Regions from separate parts of the Homo sapiens genome. Here region 1 is linked to region 2. A link is an interaction called in ENCODE POLR2A ChIA-PET data of the cell type or tissue named here. Cell type or tissue: Panc1. All regions are shown on one strand. Links, peaks and the distances in the headings refer to the core of each region. The heading gives the core; the rest is flanking DNA. Region 1 overlaps SLC7A5 (solute carrier family 7 member 5). Region 2 has its middle 44 kb from the start of LINC02182.

Region 1 (2,904 bases), core at 286-2,785, 380 kb after region 2:
AAGTGTCCTTCCACCTCCACAATACCGTGACTGGAGCGGGTTTTCACTCCTTTTTCTTGTTAGCATAACTGTTGGAGCTGTAGAGGGTTTGGAGTGGGGCGTGGGTTTCCGGACCACAGATGTGTGAGGCTCCGCACTTAGCCAGCAGTGGCAACTCCTTATCACTGGTGCCCACGGCTTCATCTGTGCCCTGAAGATACTCATGCTGCGGTGACTGGTCAGATTAATGGTGATGCTTTCATGGGGCGCCGTAAGACACGTCCGCGAGGTATTTCGCCCATGCAGCAGGAGGCAGTTGTTCCAGTCTGTTGGAAACAGGAAAGGGAGGCTCAGTCCCTGCAAAGGAACTTGCCGGAGTTCACACAGCATTTCAGCACCGGGTGGCCTGGTTTCAGAGTTTCAGAGGGAGCGGTGGCCCTTCCTGTCAGCCCTGGGGGTCTCCTGGAGTCAGGACCCTTGGGAAACCCAAATCCACCAGGACGCTTGTGTCAGGAGAACCTGACCACATGAGAAGCTGCCCTTTTCCAGTTCTCCTGCTTACCCTGGACTTGGGATGTTGGCAAATTTCAGAGCTTGCCAAATCTGCATCTTCCTGGCCTGTTTAAAATGAATGTGTCAGCCCCATTCTGGACAGCAGCTGACACCTCCTCCCCCGTGCCAGCCAGGACAGTGTGGTTGGGCGTAACTCAGCCCCGGTTAAAAATGGAAAAAAGTACAAAGACATGTGTTCAAGGGCTGGTGACAGAATTTGAAAATGTGACACCAGCCTGTTAGTAATTTGTTTTCACAGAAATCTGTTTCAACACTGAGCAGACAGGTGGGGCCAGGGCCTTGGGATCATCTCTCTGTTTGCCCAGGGACATCTGTATGTCCGGCCCAAAGGTGGGGCCTTGTGCTCTGCAGAGACTGGGCATCAAAATTGAGCCATTATAAGCAGACCATCCCGGCCAGGCGCGGTGGCTCACGCCTGTAATCCCAACACTTTGGGAGGCCAAGGTGGGCGGATCGCCTGAGGTCAGGAGTTCGAGACCAGCCCGGCCAACATGGTGAACGCTTGTCTCTACTAAAAATACAAAAATTAGGCCGGTGTGGTGGCAGGTGTCAGTAATCCCAGCTACTGAGGCAGGAGGCTGAGGCAGGAGAATCACTTGATCCCCAGAGGCGGAGGCTGCAGCTACTCGGGAGGTAGATGTGAGAGAATGGCTTGAACTCAGGAGGCGGAGGTTGCAGTGAGCCAAGATCGTACCACTGCACTCCAGCCTGGGCGACAAGAGCGAGACTTCGTCTCAAAAAAAAAAAAAATGTGAACGCTGCCTTTGCTTCCCTGCCCCGGAACTGCTTCATTTTCCTTGGGGTTTCCGGACCACTTTGACCTCTCTCTCTGGCCAGCAGTGGCAGGGAGGCAGGTGGATCTGGAGCCGGCATGGGCAGGCTTGGCATTCCAGCCCATTCTGGGGTGAGGTTGGCCTTGGGTGAGGACAGGGGTCACTGGGTCAGACACATTCATTTTCTGGAGCCCGGGGCGGTGACGTGTCCATCAGGGAAGCACGCGCCTGTGCTGGGGGCGCTCCCCAGGCCGGCAGCACCAGCCTCCCTGGGACCTTGTTCTGTGCAGATGTGTTGTCTCCATCTCCCGGACCTGCCTGATCAGAAGCTCTGGGTTTCCATCCGCCTCCCCCACCACTGCTTTTATAAGTTCCCCCGGGGGATGACACGGGAGATGGTGGGGGCTGTCTGTCGGTGGAGAAGGTGGAGGCTTGTACTCAGAGCAGGGGATATTTAGACTTGAAGGGGCCAGGGAGGAAGGTACTGGTTCTACTAAAGCCCCATGTGCACTGGGCAGCCACCAAGTTCGGGGCCCTGTGCGTACCGAGTGGATTCCGACAAAGAAGCTGTCTCAGGAGCCCCAGCCAGCTGCAGAGGGGGGCCCAAGCTCCAAGGCTGGGTGTCAGGTTTGCCAGGTGCTGGCTCCGCTAGGGGCCACAGGCTGCACTGGGCGGGACTGGGCTGGGCTGGTACCTGTGCCCGGTGTCGGGCCAGCTGTAGTTGCTGTGGTCAGCTGCCGCTCTCCGGCCCCGTGCGAACTGCTGTGCCCGGTGCACCCTGGGGGACCAGGCTGCCTGGGCTTCCTGGAACTGATGAAGCTGCCGGCCACTTCCTCTGTGCTGTCTCCAGCAGGCAGTTCTGGGTAAACAATCGTCATTTGCCTATAAAGCTGCACAGCTCACAGGCCTTGGACCATCTCTGCCCCAGCCCCAGCATTGGCCCTCTGGACAGACTCTGAAACCGTGCGCGGAACACAGCCTGTCATTACAGATGACTCCTGGAGGCAGTCCTCGGGGGCCTGGCAGGAGCACTTCTGTTTCTGTTGGGTCTGAAAATGACAGAAGGGACTGCAGGATGCCTGCCTGGGCTGGACGCCTGCCTGGGGCACTCACAGTGGCTGTGTTTGGGCTCGAAGGGGCCCGGGAGGATCATGTTCACTGGGTACTCCCACTTACAGACAGGCCAAGGTGCTGAGCCCTGCAGGACTCACTGCTGTGCCTGGCTCGGGGGCAGGTGAGGACCGGCGGCCCAGGGAGCAGCCTCTGTGGCCAACAGAGAGGATTTTCATTGTGGCTGACCCTGAACCCTATCCACGGATGCTCCTGTACCTGGTACATGTTTATTACCTGAAAGAATCAGGCATTAGTCCGTGTGGGGTGGGTTCATGGGGCCTGCGGGGTCCCCACCCAGCCGGGGCCCACAGGTCCCACCTGCTCTCCATATTGAACACACCTGTTACTGGCCCTTCCCCCACCCCTCTCCTCCAACACTGGACCCTGGGGGATCATCCCTTTGCTTGTAGCGGGATTTTATCAGGAGCTGGACAGAGTTGGGGCCAGGAGACCAAGATGCCAGCAT
Region 2 (2,904 bases), core at 230-2,729:
CGTGTGAGAAGACACGTCCTGACCTCCAGAAATGACCGGGAGCACCTCCCACTGCTGATTGGGGCTGGCAGGACAGAGCAGGCTTTGAGAATCACCCCCTTAAATCATCATAGGCAGCCAGCATCGCCGGCTCAGGGTCAGTCACCAATGGGCATGGGTGTTTGGCTCTTCTCTGGGCAGGAGGATCGATGGCCCCGAGCACAGGCCAGAGCAGCAGCCCCTCCACCGCCAATGGGGCCTGGGCAGGTCTGCCTGAGCTTTTCCACCATCAGATTGTAATACCTACCTAGCTGGGCAATTTCAAGCTGGAAATAATGTAAATTTCTGGGCATGCAAGATAACACTGTCATTAAGAGACCACAGTGATTGTTAGCCAGGCATGGTGGCTCACACCTGTAATCCTAGCACTTTGGGAGGCCAAGGCAGGCAGATCACGAGGTCAGGAGATGGAGACCATCCTGGCTAACACAGTGAAACCCTGTCTCTACTAAAAAAAAAAAAAAAAAAAAAAAAAATATATATATATATATATATATATATATATATATATATATATATATATACAAAAAAAAAAAATAAGCCGGGCGTGGTGGCAGGTGCCTGTAGTCCCAGCTACTCGGGAGGCTGAGGCAGGAGAATGGCGTGAACCTGGGAGGCGGAGCTTGCAGTGAGCCGAGATCGCGCCACTGCACCCCAGCCTGGTGACAGAGCGAGACTCCGTCTCAAAAAAAAAAAAAAAGAGAGACCATCATGAAAATTCGCACTCAGACCCATTCCTGATCCCATCATATTCCAAGTCTCACCTGAAGCAAAGCAGTAGATGAAAGAATCCTGTAGTTCTTGGCACCTTTTATATAAGTGGCTTTCAACAGTCAATGCTAGAACTTAAAGAATCTTCTTCATCTTCTTTTTAACCACATAAAGGGGAAATAATTAAAACAACTACTTTTCAATTTTTTCCCAGCTGATCTACCCAACTCACAACTCTGGATTATAAAATGAACAAAAACGAGTAGGACCAGTAGAAAAACCCCAGAGAATAGCCGATGGCAGAGACTTCGGCACAACCCCACCTCCCTCACCCGCACCATGGCAGACATGTCTAATCTACACAGAGCTAGACCCAGACTCCAGACAGCCATTACCAGTCAATCCCAGTTCATGTGCAAGATTAAACCAGTTACTCATAGCCCGTTTTACCATGAATCAGACAAGGTCAGAAAGGGGGCAGTGACTCACCCAGCCTCACACAGTCACCAAGGAGGCTGGACTGTATCTCCTGAAGCTGGGCAGACAGCCAAGGCCATGGGAGGGAGGGAGGCCGGATCTCCACAAGGCTGAGGGGCAGGAACTTTCAGAAGCATGTTCTGTATGCAGTGATTCCACTACAAAGCAGAGGCGCCTGCTCTTCTCAACAAGGACAGTGGGCTGCTGGGCTCTGGTGGATTATCACAGGGCATGGCTGCCCCAGGGTCAGGTTCCGGGCTCTGCCCCCTTCCCTGCAGAGAAGGCTGGGATCTCCATGGTTTTAAGAGGGTTGATAGGAAGCTATCAACTTCACTGCCTTCTGGTCCTGAATGTTCTCAGATATATACATTTTAAAGTGTTTAAATTAAGTGGTGATTGGCAAACCCCAGTCTCCAACCCAGAGAGGACCTGGACAGTGGCCTCCTAAGGGAAGCCCTCAAGTTGGCTTGGAAAGACCCAGGCAGTCTACCTCGGGTCTACCTAGAGTCTATCTGGGGTCTATCTATCCAGGGTCTATCTATTTAGGGTCTATCTAGGGTCTATTTAGGGTCTACCTAGGGTCTATCTATCTAGGGTCTCTGCGTCCCACTTTGGGACATCCCTTCCTCCTGCCTCCTTCCCAGCAGCATCAGGGAGGGACCCCTGTGTGTCACTTGTGCGGCTCTCCACCCGACAGAGGGACAGAAGGGCTCATTCCTCTCTCCCTTCCCACGGGGAACTTCCAGCCTCCCTTCTGTTCCCTACCATGCAGTTCAGCAGACACAGGGTGAGTGGGTGCTGCCGGCCACATGGCAGCGTGGGCATCCCCCTCCCCGTCAGAGCTCCCAGTTGGGAGGGGCGGAGCACAGAGAAACAGGTGAAAATTAGAGGGTGGATTTCATCATCTCCAGAAACTTAGGAGAAACCAAGATACCTTCATAGGTGAATGGATGGGCTGGGGTCCCTCCAGACAATGGAATATTTTTCAGTGCTATAAAGAAAGGAACTGCCAGGCTGTGAAAAGGCAGGGAGGAGTCTTAGGTGCTGCTAGGTGAAGAAGCCCATTGGAGAAGGCTGGATACTGTGTGATTCCAACTCCATGACATTCAGGAAAAGGCAAAACCATGAAAACAAGAAAGATCAGCAGCTGCCGGGGCTGGGCAGAGGGTGACTGGCAGGAGCACAGAGTGCAGGGAGGGTGAGTGGCGGGAGCAAGGAGGGCAGGGAGGGTGAGTGGCAGGAGCAAGGAGGGCAGGGAGGGTGCGTGGCAGGAGCACGGAGGGCAGGGAGGGTGACTGGCAGGAGCACAGAGGGCAGGGAGGGTGAGTGGCAGGAGCACGGAGGGCAGGGAGGGTGAGTGGCAGGAGCAAGGAGGGCAGGGAGGGTGACTGGCAGGAGCACAGAGGGCAGGGAGGGTGAGTGGCAGGAGCACGGAGGGCAGGGAGGGTGAGTGGCAGGAGCACGGAGGGCAGGGAGGGTGCGTGGCAGGAGCAAGGAGGGCAGGGAGGGTGCGTGGCAGGAGCACGGAGGGCAGGGAGGGTGAGTGGCAGGAGCACGGAGGGCAGGGAGGGTGAGTGGCAGGAGCACGGAGGGCAGGGAGGGTGACTGGCAGGAGCACAGAGGGCAGGGAGGGTGACTGGCAGGAGCACAGAGGGCAGGGAGGGTGAGTGGCAGGAG

What was found. Peaks named below come from ENCODE experiments on the same cell type or tissue, not always from the same donor. Only the 100,000 strongest peaks of a DNase experiment are listed, where the experiment ranks them.
Region 1: POLR2A ChIA-PET joins it to region 2 with 5 read pairs; 1 of 35 experiments calls an interaction of 5 or more read pairs at or near these places.

Annotation. Positions count from the first base shown.
Region 1 is chr16:87,855,624-87,858,527 of GRCh38, reverse strand. The region is part of intron 1 of SLC7A5 (solute carrier family 7 member 5); the gene reads left to right. Among named protein-coding and RNA genes, the nearest start is that of MIR11401, 3.2 kb to the right of the region's middle. RefSeq lists a silencer at 2,405-2,593. In Panc1, for the core only: no CTCF peak of the experiment used is centred there; no DNase peak of the experiment used is centred there; H3K4me3 peaks cover 1,453 bases; H3K27ac peaks cover 1,104 bases.
Region 2 is chr16:88,237,327-88,240,230 of GRCh38, reverse strand. It overlaps a transcript of ZNF469 not described here. Among named protein-coding and RNA genes, the nearest start is that of LINC02182, 44 kb to the right of the region's middle. RefSeq lists an enhancer at 1-88. In Panc1, for the core only: no CTCF peak of the experiment used is centred there; a DNase peak (open chromatin) is centred at 1,330; H3K27ac peaks cover 1,388 bases.